3 separate regions of the Homo sapiens genome follow, and all the other regions are linked to region 3. The links are chromatin contacts, found by Hi-C in ENCODE. All regions are on one chromosome and are shown on one strand. The core of a region is the stretch at or near the end of the contact, and the rest is flanking DNA. Distances in the headings are between cores, read along the strand shown.

What was found. A loop is a pair of places that touch in the nucleus more often than their neighbours do. Pooled maps may share reads with other maps.
Region 1: a pooled map shows a loop between it and region 3 (5-fold over the local background). The contact joins the promoter of ATP10D here to the promoter of ATP8A1-DT in region 3. A Hi-C loop is called at or near these places in 3 of 37 single-sample maps with no recorded cell type and 5 of 50 pooled maps.
Region 2: a pooled map shows a loop between it and region 3 (2.1-fold over the local background). The contact joins the promoter of RFC1 here to the promoter of ATP8A1-DT in region 3. A Hi-C loop is called at or near these places in 5 of 50 pooled maps.

What each region holds. Positions count from the first base shown.
Region 1 is chr4:47,483,765-47,487,328 of GRCh38, reverse strand. ATP10D (ATPase phospholipid transporting 10D (putative)) reads right to left here and starts at 2,054. Exons shown (of 23, transcript NM_020453.4): 1 at 1,810-2,054. RefSeq lists enhancers at 1,882-1,951, 1,923-2,217.
Region 2 is chr4:39,364,787-39,368,340 of GRCh38, reverse strand. RFC1 (replication factor C subunit 1) reads left to right here and starts at 1,979. Exons shown (of 25, transcript NM_002913.5): 1 at 1,979-2,102. The coding sequence starts at 2,100. RefSeq lists an enhancer at 1,938-2,057.
Region 3 is chr4:42,656,270-42,659,509 of GRCh38, reverse strand. It overlaps ATP8A1-DT (ATP8A1 divergent transcript), which reads right to left and starts at 1,987. Exons shown (of 1, transcript NR_186688.1): 1 at 1,163-1,987. It overlaps ATP8A1 (ATPase phospholipid transporting 8A1), which reads left to right and starts at 2,405. Exons shown (of 37, transcript NM_006095.2): 1 at 2,405-2,685. The coding sequence starts at 2,637. RefSeq lists enhancers at 1,969-2,178, 3,169-3,218 and a silencer at 2,209-2,678.

The sequences.
Region 1 (3,564 bases), core at 805-3,304, 4.8 Mb before region 3:
CTGTTCTATTATAAATTATAATCATATTTGAGCATTTCCCTTCGTTTTACTGACAATAGCAAAATAAATGAGATTCTATTTTTTTTTTTTTTTTTTTGGGGGACGGAGTTTTGCTCTTGTTGCCCAGGCTGGAGTGCAATGGCCCGATCTCGACTCACAGCAACCTCCGCCTCCCGGGCTCAAGCGATTCTCCTGCCTCAGCCTCCCGAGTAGCTGGGATTACAGGCATGCACCACCACGCCCAGCCAATTTTGTATTTTTAGTAGAGACGGGTTTCGCCATGTTGGTCAGGCTGGTCTCGAACTCCTGACCTCAGGTGATCCGCCTGCCTCGGCCTCCCAAAGTGTTGGGATTACAGGCATGAGCCACTGCGCCCGGCCCTATTCAATTCTATTTAGTCACTAAGTATGAAAAGTATTCAGGTTTTGCTAAGCCAGGGTCAAACACTCCCCACATCCTAGTTTAGAGTGCTTAGATTTTCCCTCTTTTTCATGCAATTTAATGAATGTTAAATTAGCATGAAAATTAAATGTTATTTTTAAACTCCCTAAAACTTTAAAATGTTGCTAAGTTATTTTTCCAAATGTATAAAATGACCTCATTTTAATAAAAATAAACTATCTCAATGTAGGTATATGATACGTATTTGTAGTGAGAATAGAAAACAGTCCAGAAGAAGCAGTTATTACTTTTTGAGGTGGATCGGAGTGGGAGGTTCTTGCTGCGGGCACTGAACAAACTACTCCGTTGCAATGATTTTTGCTCTTCACAAGTCAGCAAGGGTTTTCGATGATGCTATTCTTCACAGAAATGTGACCTACATGATTTAAAGGCTGATACAAGTAAATATTGGTGGATGAGGAGCCCCTGTCCTTGTTGATGCATCTCTCAAGGTTGATTTTGAGTTAGAGGTTTGCTCTGTCCATACAGACTTGTTTTTCTCCCTGCTTAGAACCAGCATGAAAAGAACGCAAGAAGAAACTTTGGTCTTATTCAGATCACATTTTAAAAACCTGAGCTAGCATGATAAGAGCAGTTAAAACATATTCTTTCTAAAGGCACAGGGTCCCAGACACCAAAATAACCATCCATTCCCTAACCAACTGATGTCTCTCTGCTGTACGTGGTAAATTAAAACTACATGTTTTACAACGTAAAATAAAGGGTGCCCCGAATAACAACTAGGTTCTTTAAAGTTAGTGTTTTGGGGGAAGCATGGGGGCTTCTTTGTAGCACTCCTTTGAAAACTATTTCCGAGAAAGCTCCAATACAAACACCTTTTTCTTCCTAAGGAATCAACCTTAGGGAATCAACCTTAAGGAATCAATCTGCTGGGCTAAATCTTCAACACCTTCCCTTTTCATCACCTTTGAGGCAGATAACCAAAATTTCTTTAAACTGCTTATTTCACAACGGGATGACAAAGGAGTGTGTGTGTGTGTGAATGCGTGTGTGTGCGTGCCCGTGTATGCCCGCGTGTACAAAGGTGTGTGAGAATGCGTGTATGTACGTGCCCGTGTGCGCCCGCGTGTGCAGTTTACCTTTTTACAAAATCCAGCATTTAAAATAGATTTTTAAATTCCCCTTTAACAAATGATTGAAAATGGTGTAATCATTTTATCTTTTGTTGTTTTTTTTTTTTAGTTCAGTAACAGCCCAGAACTGTAGTTTTGAGCCATGTCATCAAATCTAAACACGACTAGGGAAGTGGAGCGGGGAGAAACAGGAGAGAGAAACAGAAAGGAAAAGCGGGTGGGCGGTGAAGCAGAAGGCTGGGACAGTCAGAGGGATTCGCCGTCTCACTCTTACCAATTCCTCCCTCGGCACACATCACAGCATGTTGGTCACGAGTCGCAAGGTACAAGAAAAGAGCTAAGCACAAATTCGAAGAGTGAAAGCGGGTTGTGCTTCCACGCCAGCCATTTGCCTTCCGGGAAAAAAAAAAAATCACTTAGACATCTCCCAAACTCAGCTGCGGGAGCCAGCGCCGGAGCCTGTGCTGAGCTCGCAACCTACTTCTCCCTCCGCTCCTCCTCCCGTCTCCGCCAGGCTGCAGAGCAGCCCGAGCTGCAGTGCACCGCCAATCGCCCACCGCCCCGCCCTCCGTGACGTAGCAGCGGCAGGGCCTGGCAACTGACCGGCTCCCAGCTCCAGCTGTTTGACCGAGCTGCCCTTCTGCCCAGCGCAGATGCCCCAGTGACCCAGAGCCCTTACAATCTCACCTCTGACTTTCACCTCCCAAGTACAGGTTGCTCGCGGTTGACGGTTTGGTTCATTGTTTTGCTGCAATTCTAACAATTCACTGTTTTAGCTAAACGTGGAACACTGGACAATTATTTTTTGGAGGGTAAAAGAGATCAAATCTAAAAATGTCGCGCCACTGCATTCCAGCCTGGGCGACAGAGTGAGACCCTACCACAAAATAAATAAATAATATGTAATGTTACTGTTTTTATGACTAGAAAAGAAATGAGGAAAAATATTACAATTCTGATTTGGTCGTTTTCCTCACACCTTGCCCTTCCGTTCCCTTACTCAGGATAATGTGGCTTTGTCCATACACCTGCCAAGGTCCGTTTGCTTAAAATTCACAACTTTTTTTAAAACTTCTAAATAAGTTTCAACAACCTGTCTGGTTTCTCAAAATGTCTAATTTGGAAAGAGGAAAAGCCATTTAGTGAAGGCCGAACCAATAACTCAGAACAAAACCTAATAATCTTGGCTGCCTGTTTTATCCCATTGAAACAAATATAAAAAGTGGGGCCAAACTCTCCACAGCTCTCCTATATTGTGCCTCTCTCTTCCATTCTCTCAAGTGTTTCTCAGATGTGCAACAAGAGTGAAGAAAACTAAATGAGCATGCAAATGTTTGACTATTAGTAAAGAGCTCACCAGTACAGACACAGGGAGCTGGTTGGTCGGCTTGAAAATTCTCTCAGACCAAGAGAAGCCAAACAAGTTTCTGCACCCACTGAGAACGTGCTTCTGCCAGACGAGGAGAAACAAGTTCTGGGTGTGGCTTCCTATGATGCTCCATTAGGGAAGCCTCCATCTGCAGGTAAGGACAAATCTCTAGAACTTAGTCAAACTTAATCCCCAGAATTAACCCAGCCTAGTAGAATACACTGTCATTTACATGGCCTCTGAAATTCCTGGCCCTAGTAGCACTTTTTGCAGTCATATGACTGTCTCTAACATCCTTTAAGATGAAACACATTTCCTATCTGAGAGTCAACCTTATAGAGGAGACTTAAAACTGTAGCTGGGCCCCCCTGAGCTCTCCCAATCAAACACTGGTGTTGTTACCTCAGCAGAGGGCCTTCCTGGGAACGTACATACCAGGACAATTCAGGCATGTAGCCTGTTTGGATTGCTTAAATCAGTGGTTCTAACTAGCTACACATCAGAGTGAACCGGGGAGCTTGATGCCAAGGCCCCACCCAGGCCAATTAAACCAGAATCTCTGGGGGTGGCGCTATGGCAATGTCTTTTTTTCAAGCTCCTCTAGAAATTCTAATGTGCACAAGGGTTGAGAATCACTGACTAAGATTTGAATTATTGTCT
Region 2 (3,554 bases), core at 730-3,229, 3.3 Mb after region 3:
TTGTTTTTGTTTTTTTTTCCTGAGACAAGGCCTCTCAAAGTGCTGGGATTATAGGCATGTGCCACCATGCTCAGTCCTATTTTGGGTCTTCAAAAATATTTCCATTCTGGATATCTATTCCTTTATAAGAAACCACTCCAATACTTATTACCTTAACAGAGCAATCATTTAATTATGTTCACGCTACTGTGGGTCAGGAAATTTGGACAGGCCTTGACTGAGTGATTTTTCTGCTCTCCCAGGTGTTGAATGGGGTCAACAAAGCTAGTGAAATTCCATCAGTTGCTGGATGGGATCTGAGATGGCTTCATTTACATGCATGGTGCCTGGTGGAGATGGCTATAAGGCTGGTCTCAGATGACCACCTCCCTGGCTTTACATGGTGCTCCAAGAGAGCAAGACAGGAGCTGCCAGTCTTCTTAAAGCTTAGGTCTGGAGTTGGCATAGTATCACTTCCATTGTATTCTTTGATCAAATCAGTCATAGGCCAGTCCAGGTTCAAGGGAGGAGTTTCAAAGCATATGCAGTCATTTTAGATCTGGTATATTTCTGAGATAGAGTATTTTCATGTAAATAAATATTCCTAAAGAAAACAATCTCACAAAGAAGTTACAGTCTCCTGACTTAAGTCTCATTTAAACTCAAGGAAGGCTTCAAATGCCAAAAAAAAAAAAAAGCAAAAGTTAAGAGGAATGTAATATAAAAGACACGTACAACTTTTTATGTCTTATTTACTCATTTATTGATTTATAACACAATGAACATTATAAATTGGTGTAGGTCCTCTAAAATTATGGGCAAAAATTTGTGTGATATGTCTGCTAAGACAAAACCGAGGCACAGTAACTTGCCCTTGGTCACATAAATAGCAGGTGGTGGGGCTGGAGACCTAGCATCCTGGCTTCAGAGGGAACAGTGCAGTGAGGCCCTGTTAATAAGTAACAGTCTGTCTGTAAATTCGGGATAAGAGTAGTCAGTGTCATCATGGGGATAAAATGAGCTAGGCTAGTCCAGAGCTGCACGTACAACAATAGGCGTTTAATAAATACAAGCTGTCAATGCTCAGCCTCTGTTGTATTCCAGGCTGTTCTATCTTTCGCCATAGAAATGTTGGTGTCATAAAGCGCAAGACCCAACAGGGGGTGGATGGGTGAGAATTTCAAAAGTGTAGCTAGAGCCAAAGCTGGAGATACTGCTTTCTCCATTGAACTCTTTATGGTCTAATCTTTCTCTTGAAATCGTACGCAAATGTTTCATTGTATTCCGTGATTCAATTGCTAATCTATTCATATACAACTGGTTTACCCCAAAGCTTTCGGTATCTTTTCTTTTTTTTGAGGCGGAGTTTCGCTCTGTCGCCCAGGCTAAAGGGCAGTAGCTCGATCTCGGCTCACTGCACCACTGCCTCCTGGGTTCAAGCAATTCTCCTGTCTCAGTCTCCCGAGTAGCTGGGACTACAGGCACACGTCACCACCCCCTGGCTAATTTTTGTATTTTTAGTAGAGACGGGGTTTCACCACATTGGTCAGGTGGTCTCGAACTCCTGACCTCAGGTGACCCACCCGCCTCGGCCTCCCAAAGTGCTGGGATTAGAGGGGTGAGCCACCGCGTCCGGCCTCTTGATGAAACCTTATTACAGAATAGATATTTATACATAATATGTAAAACGCACAGCTAAAACATTTATCTTACTAAAGTTGGTAGTAAAAACTTTTCAAAGTTACTATAGGGAAGTGCATTGTCCAGACGTGTAACCGGGAGGTACTTGGGTACCCCGCCTGCCAAGGAAACCAATATCGGATCCCCCTACTTTAGCGCCCCCGCCAAAAACCGAGCTCACACCAAAGCACCGTGGTTCCTCTCGATGTCAGCGGCCCGCCTGCCCTCGGGGCAGCACCTGGGCAGGCGTCGCACCTCCCGCCTCTGGGCGGGACGGAAGCAAAGCTCGCGCCTCCTGACGTCATCACCGCGCGCCACTGTCTTCGCCTTCTTGCACTTCGCGGGAGAAGTTGTTGGCGCGAATGGATCCTGAGCCTCGATAACAGATTCCTCAACCGGCCCACCCGCCAGCCAGCCAGCGCCTTCATCCTGGGGCTGCGATGGTGAGCCGCTGGGGGAGGCCGTGCGGCTCGGGGTCTGGGGGGGCTTTGCAGGCCTGGTGTGGACCGGGCACTCCTGGTATGCAGGGTGGGGGAGGATGGCGGTGGGTGGTTCCGGAGGCTAGCAAAGGCAGAGAAGGGGCCGCACACCGGGCACTGGACGCAAAACTTTCATTGCATCGCGGGCTCTGGCTCTGGGCGGCAGCCAGCGCGCAGGGATTTTGTTGCTACGTGTACTTGCACTTTCCCCCCGCCCCCCACTCTTGGGGGAAGGGAGAAAGGAAGAGAGGAAGGATGGTGGTTTTGGGACGCATTGGTAAAGTTATTTTCTTGTTCGGCGTTGCCCGAACCTCAGTTTGAGTACTGCCTAAAGCGTGGATTTCAAGCTTTGGGTCACGAGGGAGAAGAATGTAACAAACTTTTCTTTCTTAGGGAATATGTTGTGTAGGGCCTTAAACTTTTATCATTAACAGCTCAGCTCGTCTCATCTCCGCTCGTCATTAACGATCACCTGAGCGGTGTTGAGACCGAGGGCATGGAGAGGATATTTTATTTTGTTTAGATGAGTTCATAGGAGTCAAAAGGATAACATGGCTTACTAGGAAAAAGAAGTACAGCGAATAGAAACAGATGCAAGACATTTGACAGCTGTCATCCTCTTACCACCTGATGTTTAAAATCTGAAAAAAACCCAAGCCTCACTGCATAATTCTGGATAAAATGTTCAAACAAATTGAAAGTGAAATGATTATGCAGCCAGCAAAGCAGACATTCCTGATGGTATGGCAATGGATATGGCTCTGTGTTTGAAATATTTTTAAAGGACCATTTAAAATGTTCATTAAGCTAGAAGATACTTAACAATCCGATATAATTTTTTTCAATCATTGGTCAACGTGTCACAGTGACAACATTCTGGGGGGGGGCGGTGAAAATTTTATGCCACACTGGGAAACGTTGCAGGCCTTTGTGTTTCTTCTCAAAAAAGGGCAACAGTAATGATAGTAGCTACCTTGTACCAAGCATCTTCTTTAGGTCAATATGTGAACTGTTGGTTTTCCATGGTTTTTTTTTTTTTTTTTTTTTTTCATTTCAACCCACATCGATGCAGTTTTACAGATGGTGCAAGCACCTTTTTGGAATTTAAACAGTGTATCATATAACTAGTAGGTGGTTGAACTAGAATTAGAATCTTGGTGTTTCTGACCACCATGTTATACTACTTCCCTATAATGATCATCATTACATTTTGGAGGCCAAAGCACTGTGGTATTTTGGAAGCTTGAGACTTGGAGTCTTGAAGATGAAGAACGTGGTAATATTTTAGTTTAATGGTTTATATATTAATTTATAGTTATATTACTATGTTAGTATAGTCTAGTTTAATAGTTACGTGGTCTTGGGCAAGTAAATAGCTTAAGTTTAATCTCTTTAAGCCTCTGTTTCCTTATCTGT
Region 3 (3,240 bases), core at 738-3,237:
CCTTAAATAACCCTCTTCCTTCTAAGTCTATCAGCAGTATAGTCATATGACCTGAAAGATTTTAAATGATCTTGCTGACATCTGAATTCTACTACAGATTCCGTGACAAAGTCATGTGGCTGGAACCGGAGTTCCCTGCCAGGGGCTGGCACATTGCACTTCTCACACAATAGAAGGTGAGACGATCTGAGAGCCTTAAAATCAAGCAGATGCAGATTAATGCAATCCTCAACTTCAATCAAGTTCTGAACCAATAAAAATGTGTGATTTCTAGCAGTCAGGAATGAGTGGTTTTTAAGAAATAAGGTAGTTGGGATACGCTTGCCATTATGGATAAAGTGATAATATCAGGGAAAGGACACACGGTAATCTATAGACTATATCATGCAATATTCTTCTCTGTATAAGTGACTTGTTTCCTGTATCAATGACGTTTTCAACTTTGCTGATGAGTTAATGGGACACACATGTAAAAAATGGATTGCTCTATACAAAACAGAGGTAACTTCTGGAGTTCCTTCAGTTATTACTTGTAAATAAGCAGAATTGAACCTCAACCCCATCTGAGGACTAATTAGGAATTACAAAGGTGATTGCTCATAAATGAACTATCGTCATGCTGCTGCGCACTGATTTTTAATAAGAACTGGTTATGGCTTCATATAGAATTACACCTAAAATGTTAATCAGAAAAGCACTGCATTTCCTCCAGTTTCTGTTCGCTAACTTTTAAAGCTGATTATTATTTTTACTATTTTCCTTGCTATGTTAGCCCTTTAATTTTGTTTCAGACTCATGTTCATTAAGCCAGAGCAAGCCTGCTTTATACAAGGAGACCCTGGGCCTTGGAAGAAATAAAAATGCCCAGTGATGACAGTCCAGATAAAGCTGTGTTCATTTTTTACGTTTAGAAGACCATACTTTAAATCATGACTATCACTGAAACAGATAGATTCATTTATTGTTGAGTCCTGCTTTACCCTGAGATGTTCCATGAACACTGAGAATACATTTTCTTTGTTCTAATTCCAGCCTCTGAATCAGAGCCAACTAGAGTGGGCTCTTCATAAATATGCATTGACTGCCTGAGTATTAATGTAGGGCAGGGCTCTGATTAGCAAGTGCTACCTGCAGGAAGCAGAAGAAATACCACAAATGGAGATAGGACGCTATTAGCAGATTTTATTTCATTTTTTCCTGAGGCTTGGAAATAATCACTTCTCTCTCAGGTCAAACCTCTCCAGCTCTCTCCCTTCAGGATGTGAAAAGATCTCAAATAAAAGGCCTCTATGTGAGGATCTCTTTCGCTGGTTGCTGGAGGAAGAGCATGAAATGAGGGAAGAAGCAAATTGCTTCTGATTTATTGTTTCTGGTTTATTCCTTTCCTGCCAGTTCAGCAGCTCGCCAGAAACAGCACAAAACCTTACATCTTAACTTGAAGGTGAAGTATTTGTTTTGACAACTTTTTAGCATAGATCTCGGTATACAAAATAAAAGGTAATGAGGCTATGATAGTCTGAAGGACATCGGCAAATTAAAATTTAACATATTTATGGATTTTATACAAAGACTCCTCTCCCCTTTGCAGATAAAACGACTGCATCCAACTTTATGCAGATTTAACTAAAAGAAAAAAAAAAAGTCTTTTGTGAACCACCTGGGCCAATACTTAGTTGGCTTAATTGCTATTTCAGTGCCTTGTCAGGCTGCAGAGCCTGAACTAGGGAGATGCACCGGGCCCACTTGCAGGCGGGGCCCAGATGCACCCAAGCCCCATGGACAAGAGCACCATGGGCACCAGGGGCCTCCCGACCTGGCAGCCTGTTGCTAGTGGGCGAGGCAGGAGGACAAGTGCGGCTCAGGCCACGAGTCGGGCTGGGCGTGCAGAGAGGTTAGAATTACACCCAGATGGCGAACAGTCAGTCGTTCCTTTCCTGCTCTGGCTGGGAGCTAAACCTTGTAGTCCCAGACCCTTTCGCCTTCGCCTGCCGGCTCAGACCCAACAGCTCTTTCCGGACGACGGGCGGCTCCACTGCGATCAAAAGCCAGGGGTAGCGGGAGGGGATTCGTGAGAATGCAGCAGCCAGAGCAGTCTTTCCTTTCTGAGCAAGATGTGAGAGAGTCCGAGTGGCCTGGAGGAGGAACCGGGTCAACCAACTCCACAGGGCGGAGCGAAAACGCTGGAGGACTAAGGAGGCTAAGAGTTGATCCCCCCTTTGAGTCGTGATACGGTCCGAAGCGGGGCGGGGCGGGGCGAAGGAGGCTCCCCCTGGCTCTCCCCGCCCCTCACCCGCCTTCCTTGCTGAGCGGCCGCGGGAGGGGGAGCGCGAGCCCCGCAGGCCCCTCCCCCGGCGCCGGCGCCCGAGCTCCGCCCCTCGCCGAGCCGCCCCTCCGCGGCTGCAGCAAGAGCTCGCCCAGCTCTGCGGGCGCCGCCACCTTCGCCGCCACCGCTGCCTTTCTCCTCCTCCTGTCGGCGTGCGGGGGCCGCGCCCGGCGGCAGCTCTGCCCTAGGTGGGCGGCGGCGCGGCCCAGGCTGCAGCTGAGCGCTCTGCGCGGCGCAGCCGGGTCTCCCGCGTGTACCACGCCGTGACAGGTGCAGAGTCCGGGCTGAGGACCCACCTGCAGCCGCCGCCGCGATGCCCACCATGCGGAGGACCGTGTCGGAGATCCGCTCGCGCGCCGAAGGTAAGGGGCCGCCGAGGCTCGGGGCTAGCCCGGGGTCGGGAAGCGAGTGTGTGTGTGAGCGTGTGTGTTTATCCTGGAAGAGACCGCATCCTACCTCTTCCCCGGCGGCAGTCCGACTGTCGCGCCCGGCCCCTAGGGGACCCTTCCCCCCGCGCTGCCCCCAGTGTACTCGCAGACCCTTTCCAGGCTCCAGTACCCTCGAATGGGTGTTCTCCGCGGGAGCCCCGAGGCGTGCTTTGCACCGCAGTGTGACCATTAGGTCCCAGTCACTGAGCTCACTCGCCCTGCCCACCTCCCTCCCCACCAGTTCGATTTCCACTCAGCAGATCCCCAGCCCGCCGCCCCTGCCTCCGGCGCCCACCGTTTTGCAACCCCCTATCTGAGCTCCCAGCGAAGCGAGTTTGCTTTTCCCCGGCTGCAGGATCCTTTGATCCGTAGTCCCTTGGCTCTCGAAGCGCGGGGAGCCTTCATCGGGGTCGGGTGCCGAGTGGGTTCCCTGCATTACAGCTTCTGCAATTCTGCCTCCTGCAGCGGAGTCCCACCGGCTCGCGTCTG